Regions from separate parts of the Homo sapiens genome. Here region 2 is linked to region 1. The links are chromatin loops, found by intact Hi-C in ENCODE. Cell type or tissue: ovary. All regions are shown on one strand.

Region 1 (8,000 bases):
TGGATTTTCCCAAGTTTCTAGATGGTTGGTAAGGCATCCTAAAGAGAGGAGACTATGTCTAACTCACTAGGCGTATCCATGCTGACAGCAGCCTCAAGAAATGTGGTTGGTGGACTCCCTAAGCACAGATTGAATTGAAAAAGGGCTGAATCCCTCCCTTCCAGGGCTGCAGCAAGAATTAATGGAGAAAACTGATGCAAAAGTGAAAATTCCCTCATAAACTGTAAAGCCCTGTGCACATGCAAAGGAGTGTTTCTACTGTGCTACGACCATTGCCTGGCACAGGGATCCTAATAGGCCTAGCAAACTGATTTTAGGATTAGACTGATGAAGAAAAAGTTATGAGGGGCAGAGGGAGTAAGAGAGAAACAAAAAGGCAGAGAAAATCGGATTTGAAAATAAGTGTGTGTGTGTGTGTGTGTGTGTGTGTGTGTTTGAGTGACAGATAGACTGTGGTGGCAAGGAGAGAGAGAGAGAGAGAAAATCAGAAGCAAAGAAAGGAGGTTGAAGAGACTGAGGCAAGAACTTGGAGAAGAGAGCCGAGTCTGTATCATGCAGGGTGGCATTTAGAAAAGGCCTCCTGCGTGCAAGGGTATGCACTTAATAAAAAATATTTTTAAATAAACTGGAACTGATTTTGAGGAGCCACATTATATAACATCTGTTTGAGTCCTTAAATCCTAACCAGAACCAATGCCTTAGAAGATGGATTATTACTGACAAGCCTGAACTTTATTGCTCAGAAGAAGCCAATTTTTTCAAAACCAGAAAGCCCAAGGTGGCCTCTGAGCCTGGACACACACTCTGGGTGACCTTTCATTTTTCAAGTGCCCAGGCTGGAGCCACCATTCCCAGCTTTTGATGTACTCCCAGGTCCTCAGGCTGCTGCCCGGGCCTTGTCCCATCTCTGAAGCCAGATGGCAAGCAGTCCATCTCTCCCTCCGAAAACTTTCTGGAACACTGTGGGCTCCTCTTTGCTGAAACCATACCCAGGGAAGCATCACTTACTTCTTTCTCTGGCACTCTCAGGTGTTCTCATATTCATGGACTCATTTTCCTGCATGCTGTGCTAAACTCTTGAGAATAAGTCCTCTTAGGTCATTGACAGAGGGTCATTTGTCAGTTAAGTGCCCAGTGACTAGCACCATATTTGGTGCTGAGGATTACAAGCCTTTTTTGTGTGTCTATGTGATGGAGTCTTGCTCTGTTGCCCAGGCTGGAGTGCAATAGGCTCACTGCAACCTCCACCACTGGGATTCAAGTGACTCTCCTGCCTCAGCCTCCTGAGTAGCTGGGATTACAGGGTTTTTTTGTTTTGTTTTTTTTTTTTTTGTAATTTTTGTATTTTTAGTAGAGACAGGTTTTGCTGTGTTAGCCAGGCTGGTCTCAAACTCCTGACCTCAAGTGATTCACCTGCCTCGGCTCCCAAAGTGCTGGGATTACAGGTGTGAGCCCCTGTGCCTGGCCTACATGCTTATTTGAGGAGTAAAGAATGAATAAATGGGCTGGGCACAGTGGCTCATGCCTGTAATCCTATCACTTTGGGAGTCCCAGGTGGGCAGATCAACTGAGTTCAGGAGTTCAAGACCAGCCTGGCCAACATGGTGAAACCCCATCTCTACTAAAATATAGAAATTAGCCGGACATGATGGCGGGTGCCTGTAATCCCATCTACTCTGGAGACCGAGACGGGAGAATTGCTTGAACCCGGGAGACGGTGGTTGCAGTGAGCTGAGATCACACCACTGCACTCCAGCCTGGATGGCTAAGTGAGGCTCCGTCTCAAAATAAATAAATAAATAAATAAATAAATAAATAAATAAATAAATAAATAAATGAAAAAATAATGTCCTATTGGATGGAGATAATAGTTCACACTCAGAGGCAGATATCTTATTAGATAGTATGGTGTTTCCTACTAAGATTCCATCTCAACATCTGAAATTGTCTCCTCCTATCCTCATAAAAGCAGCCAGCTTCTCCAAGGACTGCAAACAGAACATAGGCACTACTACTTCTCCTACTAAGTAAAATATTTTTAAATTAGCTGGGCCCAGTGGCTCACATCTGTAATCCTAGCACTTTGGGAGGCTGAGGCAGGAGGATCACTTGAGCCCAAGAGTTCAAGACCAGCTTGGACAATGTACAGAAACCCTGTCTCTACAAAAATTAAAAATATAGTAAATAAATGAATAAATAAATAAATCTTTCCAAATCCCCTGTAACCTGTAACTGCAGACCACACCACTTACCAAGTTGTAAAACTGTCACTTAAAAAGCAAACAAAGAAACAAGCAAAAATGCCCTGCCATAAAGAAGTGTCTGAGAGCAGAACTTGAGAGCTAAAAGGCCAGCCTCTGTATTTTGCTTGTCTTTCTGGAAAGAGCACACTATGAATCAGCTAACCCAGTATGCAAGTACTCTGTCAACGCAGAGATAAGTCATCTCAGGCAAGTTGTTTAACATTACTCTCTAGGGTTCAGATTTTTTCTTCTATAAAATGTGGATAAAGGTAGTTACCTTCTAGCATTATGTAAACCTCCCTGCATAGCATCTGGCACAAAGTATATGTTCAGTAAATCCAGTTTTGTTCTCAGTGCTCAGGCTCTCACCTGCGTGTTTTTGCACATGGTGTTCCTTCTTCTTGCAATTCCCAGCCTATTTTGCCTTCCCTTGCAAAGTTCTTCCTTTTCAAGACCCAGATCAAAAGCCACCTACTTACGCATTCAAAGGTACCCTCCTTGCAAGGGGAAGTACAATCTTCAAATTGCAGTAAGAAAACAAGGCGTCCTGCTTTCCCGAGGGTACAGCCATTGATCTTCAAAGAATCTGATCAGCTGCTTACCTTGCCAGTGGGGCATCATTTTGAAGTGATTTTCTGTGAGAGATCACGCTGTATTGATCTGGTGGGAGGCCAGAGGCCCTGAATATTAAAAAGTAGGTGTTGGGGTGTTGCGGTGAGGAGAGTTGGAAGTTTCCTATTTTATCACTTCCCTGGAGGATCTGACAGCCCGGAGCTTAGGGGCAACATGAATGTGGTGGGGCTTCAGCTTTGCTGGGAGCCAGAGAGGTCCTCTCCTCCTCCCTCATTTGCTGTATCAGGTGGATTCTAGATTGCAGTTGGTGGTGCTTGTCATTCTGGTGTGGAAGTCACACCCATTAAAGATGGCCCAACAAAGGTTTATGGTCAGCTCAGGGCCCTGCCCTCTACTCACCTGAGAAACCAAGCAGAATCTAAAGCTGGCACACTCAGCATCTTTGATGTGTTTACTTACACACTTTATTATTTATTTTATTTCTTTATTATTTTGAGGCAGAGTCTTGCTGTGTTGCCCAGGCTGGAGTGCAGTGGCAAGATCTCGGCTCACTATAACCTCTGCCTTTTAGGTTCAAGTGATTCTCATGCCTCAGCCTCTCAAGTAGTTGGGACTACAGTCATGTCCCCAGCTAATTTTGGTATTTTTAGTAAAGACAGGGTTTTACCATGTTGACCAGGCTGATCTTGAACTCCTAACCTCATGTGATCTGCCCTCCTCAGCCTCCCAAAGTGTTGAGATTATAGGCATGAGCCATCGCACTCGGCCTACTCACTTACTTAACTATTAATATCTTTGTATTTATCCCATTCATGATGCTGTCTAGAATGGAAGCCACACACAAAAATGATTAAATACAGTTCCTGGCCTCGGGAGGTGTATGGATTTGCTAGGTCACAATTAGCACGGCATTTAACAGAAAACAGAACAACAGCAAGAGTTGAGGCTTTAGCGTAAGAACCATTGTGGACAAATCCTTCTGTCAGGTACTCTCTATGACCTTAGTGAGTTATTGAACCTCTCTGAGCTTCCATCTTCTGAGCTGTAAATGGGGGTAAATGTACAAATGTTACTGAGCTGTCTCACGGAAATTGGAGCTGGCCTATGCAAATGTCTGGCAGGTGGAAGGTGTAAAATATAATGCAGTGACTATTAGCAATGCTGCAGACCTTCCCCTGAAATGTTCCTATCTCTCCTCCATCTCCACTATCTCCTGAAAGGGGAAGGGAAGAGGCATTTGAATCTTCTCTGTGTTTCACATACCCTAGTGTAACAGGGAAACAGCAAAGGAATGAACATAACTATCTCTATTTTTGTTTAAGGGGCCTTTACCCCTTCCTGTACGTAGGCTGCAGTAATTTTAGGGCACTGAGAACTGAGATACTATGCAAAAACAACAATTACGTAGTTTTTAAAACTAAGTCTGAGATTAACACGGAAGTATGTAAACAAACATATTTGTTAAAGATTTATGGAAACATTGTGACCTGACCAAGGACAAAGAAGTTTCTAACCTCCTTGGATTCTCACTGCCATCCAGATATCTGTGGTTGTTGGTTACCCCTTGATCCCAACCCGCTTTTCTTCCCCCTGACCTTAACATTAAAAGAGCCTGAATTTTGCACTGACTGAAGATGGTATTTTAGAATGCTGGTTCACCATCTTCTTGGTTTGCTGGTTCTCTGAATAAATCGGCTTTTCCTTCCACCAATCCTCGTCTCGAGCCTGGCTTTCAAGTAGCCCAACATGGATGTGGTTACAGTAGCAGGTACTTTACAAAGATAGGATGTTTTCTAATCTACCTAGAAATTCAGTGAGGTAGGTATCATTTCAAGTTCATAGGTGAGAAATTTGAGGATGGAGAATGTCTCTCTCTCTTTCCCTTTCTTTCATTTCTTTCTTTCTTTCTTTCTTTCTTTCTTTTTCTTTCTTTCCTTCCTTCCTTCTTCCTTCCTTTTCCTTCCTTCCTTCTTTTCTTCCTTCCTTCCTTCTTTCCTTTCTTCCTCCCTCCTTTCCTTTTTCTTTTTCTTTCTTTCTTTCTTCCTTTTTCTCGCTCTCCTTCTCTCTTTCTTTCTTTCCTTCTTTTTTTTATTTGACAGAATTTCTCTGTTTTGCCCAAGCTGAAGTGCAGTGACGCAATCTCGGCTCCCTGCAACCTCTGCCTTCGGGTTTCAAGCGATTCTCCTGCTTTAGCCACCTGAGTAGTTGGGATTACAAGCACCTGCCACCACGCCTGGCTAATTTTTTTTCATTGTTTTTAGTAGAGACAGGGTTTCACCATCTTGGCCAGGCTGGTCTCGAACTCCTCACCTTGTGATCCGCCCACCTCAGCCTCCCAAAGTGCTGGGATTACAGGAGTGAGCCACCACGCCCGTACCAAAAATGTCTGTTTCTTAACCAAGGTCACACAACTAAGGATTATCCAGGCAGGAATTAATTAGTACCTGATGTATTCCATTATGAAAAGTGTGCTCGTTCTACTCTCCCATACTGGGGGTAATAAGGAAGGTATATTGATATCACTCAGAGACAGCATTGTGCCATGGTTAAATGCATAGACTCTGAATCCCAGCTCCAACACGTGCTAGTCATGTGACTTTGGGCAGGTTCCTGAATTTTCCTCTTCCTCAGTTTCTTTTTATTCATAAACTGGAGATTCTAAATCAATGTTGATAAGGTGCTTGGAATAGTGGCTGATACCTTATAAATGTTATATAAATGTTTGCTAATTACAGAAGTAGAAACATAGGACAATGAAATCTCAGGCCTGACTTATTCATTCAGTAACAGAACTATAACTGGACTCCAGGTCTCCAAATCGTGGGCCTCATATACATAGGTGCTTAATAATAGCTGTTGAATAAACTGATGATTCATTTGAATCAAAAGGGGAAAGTGACTCAGTTAAGTAGGAGGTGCCAGGCTCACAGACCTGGGAGGAAGACCAGGGATTATTTCTCATTATAAAGACGGAAAAATTGAGAGTCAGGAATGTTAAGTGTCATGCCCAAGTCTCCTTGCTAGTAAAGGGCAGAACTGCGGTGACCTGATTCTAAGGCTACCGTTCTTGCCTTGGGCCAAGCAGCCTTTCAGGAAACCCAGATAGTTAATATGTGAATTCTCCCTCTCTCCCAAATCATCATGAGTATCGAATGAATTCAGGCCTGTGTGAGTTACTTTCAGCAATAACATCTCTTTTTAAAATGTTGCATTTGCATCTTTTATCTGCAAGACTCTGATTAATTATAAAAACTGATAAAATTTTGGTTCATAGTGACAGGATGTGTGCTGCATAATTAGAATGGGGTGAATCACACCAGATGGGGCATCACACAAGTCTGCGTAAAAAAAGATGAACCACAAAGGGCAAATAGAAAGTGACAAAAGTAAATGCAGAAACCATAGCTGAAAATAAAAGGTGTCTCAGAGTAATTGCTGGCTCCAGAGCTCATTCCCACGTCTGCACTGCCACTCTTGCTACAGATATCCTTGCATTTATTCACCTAACATGTATAAATGAGAGGATCATTAATCATGCATTCATATTATTATTTAGAACTATTTATTGTCCTTTGTTCTTAAAGCAAAATGACCTTATTTCAAATAGGAGGGAAAGTAAAATTTTTATGAAGTCTTTATTATATCTGCTCAGTTAAAATAATAATAAATTTCCTATTAATAATACTTGCCTGATATATAAAAATTCAAAAAAGGCATTCATAGCAAACTCTTATTTTTGAGGGGGGTGTGTTGAATATTCTTCAAATACAATATTTTTATTTGCTCTTTACTACTCCATGATAGTAATACAGCATAATTTACTCAGTTTTCTCTATGGTAAATTTTGGTAATTTCTAATTTGGAAAAGTAATGATTAGTGGGCTCAGTTTTGTGCTTTGAATTAATTGGCAGATTTTTAAAAACTAAGATTATGAAAATCAGATAATCTAAATTGTACACACTGTTCTATGACTGTTGACAGTCATATTGTTGAAGGATGTTGTTAGCTAAATTACATGAAACCAAAATAACCATTAATAAATTTTCATATGTTAGTATTCAAATCCAGGAATTACAACACCCTGAAATTACCAAAAGCTCAAATAATAATAACACAAAGTGGAGGGAAAAGGAAGAAACATGAGCTTTGGAATCAGACCAAGCCAAGCGTGATCCAGTCACACAGCCAAGTAACTGACATGCAGTCCTTCTTTTCTCTTACCCTGTTAATGCAGACACTGAACTACCTTTCCCCAGGAATATACAGATAATGATAGCCCAACCTGCTGTTTATTAACCTTTGTTTTTTCTACATAATTATATGGTCTCCTTTTTAATTTGCATATGTGAACACAATGTAAAATAGCTAATTGTGTTTGTTACTAATTGCATTTTTAATTCACTATCACAAAGATTCTGCCTTAGCCAACACAACAGAAGTGCTATTATAGAACAATTATCACTTCTAATGTGTCAAGACCCAGGAAAATAAGGCACTTCAGACATCATGGACCCTTACACTTCCCTTAATGTTCTGGATGTGCCCTTGTCCTCGAGTCAAGGTTTATGCCATTTCCTCAAGTTTGCCTGGTGACAGTCTCTCCTCTTTCACAACTCAGCTCAAGCCTCAGTCCCTCAGGGAAGATTTTCAGGCCCCTGGATAGAAATAGTCACATTTTTCTACGTGCTACCGTGGCACCACACAATTGCTGGTCTGAACATCAAACTCACTTTCCCGGACTTGTCTGTGCATGTCCATACCCTCTGCTCACCTGTGTGCTCCTGGAAGGCTGATATGGTTTGGCTGTGTCCCCACCCAAATTTCATCTTGAACTGTAGCTCCCATAATTCCCACGTGTTGTGGGAGGGACCTGGTGGGAGATAATTGAATCATGGGGGCGGTTTGGTTTTCCCCATACTGCTCTCATGGCAGCGAATAAGCCTCACAAGATCTAATGGTTTGATAAAGGGAAACCCCTTTCGCTTGGTTCTCATTCTCTCTCTTCCCTGCAGCCATGTAAGATGTGCCTTTTGCCTTCTGCCATGATTACAAGGCCTCCCCAGCCGTGTAGAACTGCGAACACATTACATCTCTTTTTCTTTATAAATTATCCAGTCTTGGATATGTCTTTATCAGCAGTGTGAGAATGGACTAATACAAATGCATAAACAGGTACCTTAGCC
Region 2 (8,000 bases), 120 kb after region 1:
CAAACATGGTGAAACCCTGTCTCTACTAAAAATACAAAAATTAGCCAGGCGTGGTGGCACACGCCTGTAATCCCAGCTACTCAGGAGGCTGAGGCAGGAGAATTGCTTGAACCTGGGAGGCAGAGTTTGCAGTGAGCCAAGATCACACCATGGCACTCCAGCCTGGGCAACAGAGCGAGACTCCATCTCAAAAAATAAATAAATAAATAAATAAATAAAAAAGTAGAGGAAAAATAGCCCTGGCATTGGGATGAAGCATATAGTCCTGAACTTAAATCTCAGCAGTGTCACTTCACTATGTACAGGCTCTGACTTGAGAAAAGTTAATGGTGTAACTTGGAAACTTTTGTTCAGCTTTGGCCCAGGAACTTTTTACTATCTTTCTTTTTAGGTATGTGTGCTCTTGGTTTATCATGATCATTTGAAAACAAACATTTAAGAGAGTGCTTAGTATTGCCAGGCACCATGAAAAACACCAGGGATAGAGCAATGACAAAGCGGCATCCATGCCTGAAAGAGCTCAAGGGGAAAACTGGCATAGAAATAATATGAGTAGTATGCCCTAGTGGGTTTTGATTTTATATTGAAAAAACTGTTGCACTTCATATGATAGCACTAAATAAAGCAATAGTACATGGTTCTTTCCTCTGGCCCACATACATATACACACCACTGTGATTTCCATCTGTCCCTTACTTGAAATGTTTTTAAAGTGTCATTCAAGTTGAATATTTCATTATACTGATGCTTCAGGTTCTACAAGTAAATTAGTATCTCATTTGCCTCTAACTCAAGCTTTACTTTAAACAGGAGGTGCTGTTTAATCATCTTGCTAATCTTGAAATATTTAAATGCCATGTAATCTATCCAGAGAAACAACACCTAGATCGTGCACACCACACAGCCCCCTCTGTAATCTCTTGTTATCTCTTATTATAATTACACTATCTTCAGATTAAATGCACTGGTGTATGTCAAGTTAATCCATCAGTGGCCTGGTCATCTGTTCTTTCTGAATGTTGATGCAAAATGATTTACATTTTATATTTTTAAAATGTTATTTATTATTACTTAAGTAATGTCAGAAGGAGAAGTTCAGGAATCATCAAGATGAATTACAGGAGCTCGGAGTCGGGAGGCTGGTGATTAAGGGCCTGGGTTTGAATCCTGGCTGCACCCATACTGGCTCCATAGGACCAAGAGCAAGCCATGTGATCTCTATATGAATTTTCCCATCTGAAATATGGGGATGGTAACAGCACCAACCTCATGGGATTGTCATGGGGATCAAAGGAGGTGTGACTGTGTGAACTGTTAAAGAGTGGGGCTGGCATAGAAAACTCCCACCAAATTTCAGTTTTTGTAACCGTCAGACTTCCATATCCCAATAGCTGATAAAGCTTCTATTCAGGTAATCAATAATTCGGACACATAAGATGCATATCCACAAAGTCTTCTTTGCTCGAAAGGGCCAAAGCACCAGGGTAAATAGGGTGCTGAACTGGGAGATAGGAGCTGGGGTCTAGTCCCTGGTTCTGTCTTGACTTCCATGTGATGGTCAGCAAGACACAGGGATACTCTAAGCCTTGTTTACAGAGTGAAACGATTGGGTCGTAAATTCTAAGATAGTATAAGATCAATCTAAAACATGAATGCTTTAGAGGATTGAGAAACATACGGGTTGATCATGCATGGCTCTCTTGGAATCCAGAATTTCAAGAGAATTTTCCAAGAGCCACGGAATCCAAAATTCCTAGCCAAAGTGATTACTGTTAAAAATTAACCACAAAGTTTTGTCACCAATGTGGGCATCTAACATTTTATAGGTTAAAAGTAGCACCATATATCAAACTTCTAAGCTGCTGAGGTCTCCTTGATGGGGAGGGGGAAGAATACAGCCTTTAGTGGAAAAGAGGCTGTTTCCTTGGATAGGGTCTCTCAAACTGCACTTGCTGCTCTGATTCCACTCAGATCATACTTAGCACTCATTCAATGAATATTCATTGAACCCAGGACCTGATTGAGAGGTGGATCAGTTAGACTGAGAAATAATCTATGAAGAATGCTTAACCATTACTAGAATGAAACAAGGCAAAGAAGAAAGCATTATACTCCTACGGACTGAATGTTTGTGTCCTTACAAAATTAATATGTTAAAATCAAATCCCCATCATGATGGTATTGGAGGTGGGGCCCCTAGGAGGCAAGTAGGTCATGAGGGTGAAGACGTCATGAATGGTATTAGCGCCCTTCTAAGAAGAGGCCAGAAATCTGGCTTATTTTCTTTCTGCCATGTGGGGTACAAGGAGAATTCAGCAGGGGCTGCAACCCAGAAGAGGGCTCTCACCAGAACCCAAGCATGCTGGCATCCTGGCCTCAGACTTCCAGCCTGCAGAACTGTGAGAAGTCAGTTTCTGTTGTTCATAAGCCATCAGGCCTATGGTGCTTGGTCATAGTAGCCCTAATTAACTAAGATAAGTATTATATAAAAAGTTTATCAGTGACAATAAAGCATACCATTAGAAGAGAATCCTTCCAACCTGGGGCATGTGGTGGGATAAGATTTCCCTTATCCCCACACCAAACAGGCAGCTTAATCACCTTCTAGGCTGGAGGAAGGCAGTTTGCTCTAAGACTTCTGCTTGCTTAAATGAGGTATGGACGATTGGGAGTGAGTAGAATTGCTTAGGAAAAGAGCCGAGGACTGAGAACTGCCACAGGGGTCTAGTTTCCTGGTTTGTGCCACATATGACACTCAGCCTCTTCCGCCTCTTCCTTAGCAAATGGAGAAGCAAACTTTGTAAAGTATCAGGGTTTGAGAGTATCCACAATTCAGAGTCAAGGCCTAAATAAATGTACGGTGCATCAGGCACTAAGAAATTAGAGACACAGTTGACACCCACCCTGTCTCTTCCCTCAAACAACTTGGGACCATGCAGGGTATAGGGTGTGGAGAGGGAACAATAGGAGAGAAGGTACAAAACAAAACAAAAACAGCCATGATCACCTTAGGGTTAGGGCTGTGAGAGGGCTAAGGACAGGATGCTTGTGGGAAGAGCACAGAGGCTCATCGATAATGGACTGAGAGATCTACATGAAAACCATTTTGGTCTTATTCATACTTTATGAGATAAGAAGAAGGATAGCAGAGCTACAATTAGAAATAGATTGCTTTGTGTTTCAAAATTGAAAAAAAAACCATGTGAACATGAGTTATTGTCTGTTAATAACTGCATTCCTTCCTCTAAATCATAGTGAGAAAGAAGGAAAAACAAAGATATTGGCAGGAGAAATGAAGGACTAGCAGGAGGATGCATGAGATAGGCTTCTTTCCTTTCTTTTTTTTAAAGCATAAAACACTGGATCTTCCTGGACAGTCTTCCATCCCAAGTACTAACCAGGCCTGACCATGCTTAGCTTCTGCAGTCAGGCACTTGCAGGGCGGTATAGCTGCAGGCAAGAGAGCCTTTGCTATGTTGCTCTTTATTCTGTCATGTTCATTAGATTTGATGGGACCTCAGCAAGGTTCACTCATCAAGTCCTGGTTCCATCTCCTTTCAAGAGGGGCCTGTGGCATATAATTGTTGTGTCTCTCTTTGAGTGTGTGTGTGTGTGTATATATACATATACACGCGTGTGTGGTTGTTCCAATGATGAACTGAGTTTTCAAGACTTCCTGCTTCTCACAACCTTCTCAAGGTCATCAGCACATTAATGAAGGAAGCTATGCCTAGAGGTCCTGAAATGTTCTAGCCCATAGCATGGTACCATAAAGATGAGTTTTCAGAGGCGTCTAAAGAATAAAACTGACTGTGGCTTCCTTGGTGAAGTCAGTCCCATTGCTTTTCTACTTTAACAACCGTATTTACTTCCCCAACCAGCTAGCGTGAACACTCAGGCCTGGCTTTGTATTCCAGATTGATATCAAATCTAAACCAACAGATTCGTTAGTGTCCAACATGCCAAGGAAGATGAGTAGGCTTGGCCAAAGAACAGTAGCTCATGTTAAATAAGCTTTGGAAATTGTGTTGAGATTTCTGGATTGGTTTTTCACAGTTTTTCTTCAAATGCTTAGATTCATAGAGAGAATTTTAATACTGTGAGTCACTAAGTTGGAATCCAGGATTTCTTTCTACAATTATTATCCCCTTTCCTCACCCCCACAATGTAAGATTAGCAAATTCAGACACTGAAGAGGGTTAGATGTCATTTGCTCAGGTCACAGGTAACCAAGCCCAGAAATGTAAGAAGAAAATGAGGTCCCATCCCAAGGAACCCACTGTGTAAGGGGAAAGATGGATTTGGAAACAAACACTGCCAATCCAATGAGATGAAAGAAACTGTGGAATAGACATTATTTCATCAACATTAAGGAGGTTGGGATGAGGAAATTTGGAATATGCTTCATGGAGAAGGCACCTGAGGAAAGTTCAGGGGTCTGGTGAGGACAAAAACAAAGTTCAACACTTTGAACTAATGTCCAGGCTAAAGTATGTAAATAGGGAAACAGAGAAATAAATGGATGGGGCAGAAAGATCAAAGCAATCATGTTTAAATTATCTTGGGTTTGCATTCTGGGTTAGTTACATGCCCTTGAAGAAGCTATTTTTCACTCTGGGCCTAATTTCCCTATCTTGAAGAAAGGGACCAGTGCTTGTTTTCTTAGGTGGAATTAAGTAAAATATTATAGAAAAAACATTTTAGCCCACCTGACATATGATAGACTCACAATAAATAATTGCTCAATAGTATTCACTCAATCAATAATAGCTCAATGATATTAACTTGAAGAGAAAAGTGAAAGAAAAATATTAGTAATAACTTAGGTTTAACAACTATTTTTGTCTGCTTAAATAGTTGTCATAAGTAAAGAAAGAAACAACATTCTGAAAATTGATGAGTAAGAAAGAAACATTCTCCAGTGAAAGCAGAAAAATGCTGCTCTATTGATAGCTGTGCAGAGACAGATGACAAAGAAAAAGCAGAATAAAAAGCCTAAAGTGGCTCTTAATCTAGTGTTTTTAAAGGACAACTTATCATAAGATAATTAGCCTTTGTGCTGCCTTTAGCAGAGAACCTTAAGAACTAAAGCAAGAAAAAGGAGCAGGTGATGACAATCTTAAACCAAACACATGGGTTTGTCTAAATGAATAGGGCCCACTGGTCTATGTCACCAAATGACCCAATGACAATGCAGAGAGAGTGCTTCTGCGGAAATGTGTGCAGCTAAGGAGACTTGTGTGGGGGTGAGAAGCCGGCAGGAGCAGGCTGCTCCAGTACGCCTGGAAGTGTAAAAACATTCCTAGAACAGGTGCCTTCCTGGTTGGGGAAGGGCTGATGCACATAAGAACTCCCATGAGAGAGTTCAGGGAAGGGCAGAGTGCAGGTAGCATTGACCTTACCCAGGGGACATTTTCTCAGGTCACTTTAAACCCTTCATGAGATGACAAAGGACAGCTGCCAATCTGAACTCAGGCAATCCGAATGAAAAGATCTGCCTCCCCTCAAAGACTGATAATTCTGTTTATCATAGTGGTACTTTCACTTCCTAACAACCATGACCAAATGCCCCTCCTTTCATCGCCCCTCACCACATAAATCCATATTTCACTCAGGGATCAAGGACTTATACTCTGGACTAGGCACGAGAGGTGTGAAGGGGCATGAAGGGGCATGACCGTGGTTCTGTCCTGCTCTCTGGGAGCTGTCTCCTGAGGGATGCAGCCAAGTCAATGAGCAATGACAACAGTGCCACCTGCACAATGTGGAGAGCTCCAGGAGGACTGAAGAGGTGGTGCCTCGTTCAGGGTATGCCAGGTTAGGCTGAGATCAACACCTACATCTCTGTCCCTCCTCCCTTTGGCTGTTTGTCCCATGAGGGTTGGTGGCAGGACACTGCTCATTCGAGTCTCTCAGAGAGGCAGAAAGACGGAGCAGGTACTCTCCGGAGTAGTGCCAGTCACCAGGCTGGTGGGGAGGAGATCTGACACAAAGCATGGGCTGGCTCTTAAAGCTTCAGGCCAGGTGACCACACATCAGTTCCCCTTGCTTTTGCATGGCCCTGCTGAACTCCAACTAGGAAGGAAAGCATGTCCCATCAAGTGCCTGGAAGAGAGTGATCCAAGGCAAAAGGCACACATGCAGTGATTTACTATGGAGAGGGAGCAGTGTATTGGGACAGAGCTAGACAGCTCTTAAAGAATGATACAGTCTGAACCTGATAAGAAAAGGGAGAACGTACAAAAGTTCTACGCAGAGGAAACAGTATGCGTAGGGGTGTGAATGCTCACATTCCTGATTTATCTGGGAACAAAGGGTGGTCCTGAGGTCAGATTATGAGGTATGTATACAGAACAGAGAGTGGCTAATGATGAGGCTTAATAAATTAGAATGTGAGAGCCATCCTGCAGAACTTGAATTTTGGTACTACTTTCATTATTTAAAAAAACAAAAACTGAAAGGACAGCCAGCTTTCCAGCACCCACTATGTGTATTAAACATTCTAAGTTAATCAAATGCATTATAATTAAAATAATCAGTAAATGCATTATCATATTTAATCCTGGCTATTCTATGAAATGGAGGGCGTTATGTTCCATGGTTTTTCACTCCACAATTATTTCCTGGGTGACCACTGTCTGCCAGGCATTGGTTCAGATTAGAGACAGATTTTGGTGGGGGCGGCTCTAGACAAAGTCCCCATCCTCTTACAATTTCATCTATTAGACTAAATTAAATGTTAATAAATGAGTGTATGAAAAATACATAATTAAAAATCATGGAAGAATACCTGAAGTTTAGAGAGATTATTCACCTGCCCAAGGTGATATTGTGATGAAGTGATGTGGCTAGGACTTGATCTCTTCTTGCATCTAAAAGTCCTGCACTTAAACATTAATATTATGAGTAATGGAAATCCATGGAACATTCTGAATTATGGGACTGGGCAATAACCTAATTATATTCGTGTTTTACAAAGATTTCTCAGGTTAGCAAGAGAGATTAACATAGAGAAATATTGCAGATTGCAAATGGCTGTAAAAATGACAGAGCTGGGAAGGAAAAACAAAACAGAAGCCAGAAAGATATCAGATTTGTATTTTAGCTGAAGACGGCAGTAAAAGACAAGTGATGAAGCTGAGCAGGATCAATCTCCAATTGTAATATACAAACAGAAGTGTAATTGTTGCCCAAAGGCAAGAGGGATCAATTCAGAGTTACCATATTCGATTCATTTTCCTCTTTCACTGCTTCAAATGTCTTTGTGCCTCAGTTTCCTATTCTGTAATGATTTTGCCTGTGAGCCTGTGACCTAGTTTTTGGCCAAGAGGACACAAGGGGAAAATATTCTGGCATTTGAGAAAGATTTTCCTCTGTGATTAAAAGAGAGCCCCTCTCTTCTCAGCCCCTCTGCACCTTGCTCCCCTCCTACTTTAGAGCAGAGTGATGACATCGGCTGCTTTGGGACACTGTGGCACTTTAGCCACCTGGAGGGGAGGATCGGCCAGAAGGCAGAGGTGGACTGGAAGGCAATAAGCAGCTAGATCTATGATGACATTTGTAATCTGCTTTTCAATCAAAATCAGGCTTACCAGCAAGAAAAATAATCATTGCTATTAAGTGCAGCATTATAGACACTTAACTACATACCAGGCTCTCTAATGGGTGCTTTGCATACATTATGAAATGTGATTCTCACAACAAAAGTCCATAAGGAAATATAATTCTGTTTGACAGATAAGGCGACAAAGGTTCGATGAGGCAAAGTCATTTCCCTGTCATCAAATGCTTCAAATACTACACTCCCTTTTGGATCAGGGAATAGTCTCTCATACCCAGAGCCACCATGAATTTCAAACTGCGTGGCGAATGGAGCTCTGGCCCCAAGAATGATCCTGCATCACAGAATGACTGGTAACAATGTACTCATCACCCCAGAAAGGATCAGTTCCCATGGTGCAGGCAGGTGGGGCTTAGGGACAGGAGGAAGGCCAGGATAC

Evidence for each region. A loop is a pair of places that touch in the nucleus more often than their neighbours do. Peaks named below come from ENCODE experiments on the same cell type or tissue, not always from the same donor. Only the 100,000 strongest peaks of a DNase experiment are listed, where the experiment ranks them.
Region 2: it touches region 1 in a loop (2.6-fold over the local background); 2 of 110 quality-filtered maps call a loop at or near these places.

Annotation. Positions count from the first base shown.
Region 1 is chr4:11,291,672-11,299,671 of GRCh38, forward strand. No RefSeq gene overlaps it. Among named protein-coding and RNA genes, the nearest start is that of MIR572, 73 kb to the right of the region's middle. In ovary, no CTCF peak of the experiment used is centred here; no DNase peak of the experiment used is centred here; H3K27ac peaks cover 1,207 bases.
Region 2 is chr4:11,410,703-11,418,702 of GRCh38, forward strand. The region is part of intron 1 of HS3ST1 (heparan sulfate-glucosamine 3-sulfotransferase 1); the gene reads right to left. It also overlaps the pseudogene RNA5SP156. Among named protein-coding and RNA genes, the nearest start is that of HS3ST1, 14 kb to the right of the region's middle. In ovary, no CTCF peak of the experiment used is centred here; no DNase peak of the experiment used is centred here; H3K27ac peaks cover 1,968 bases.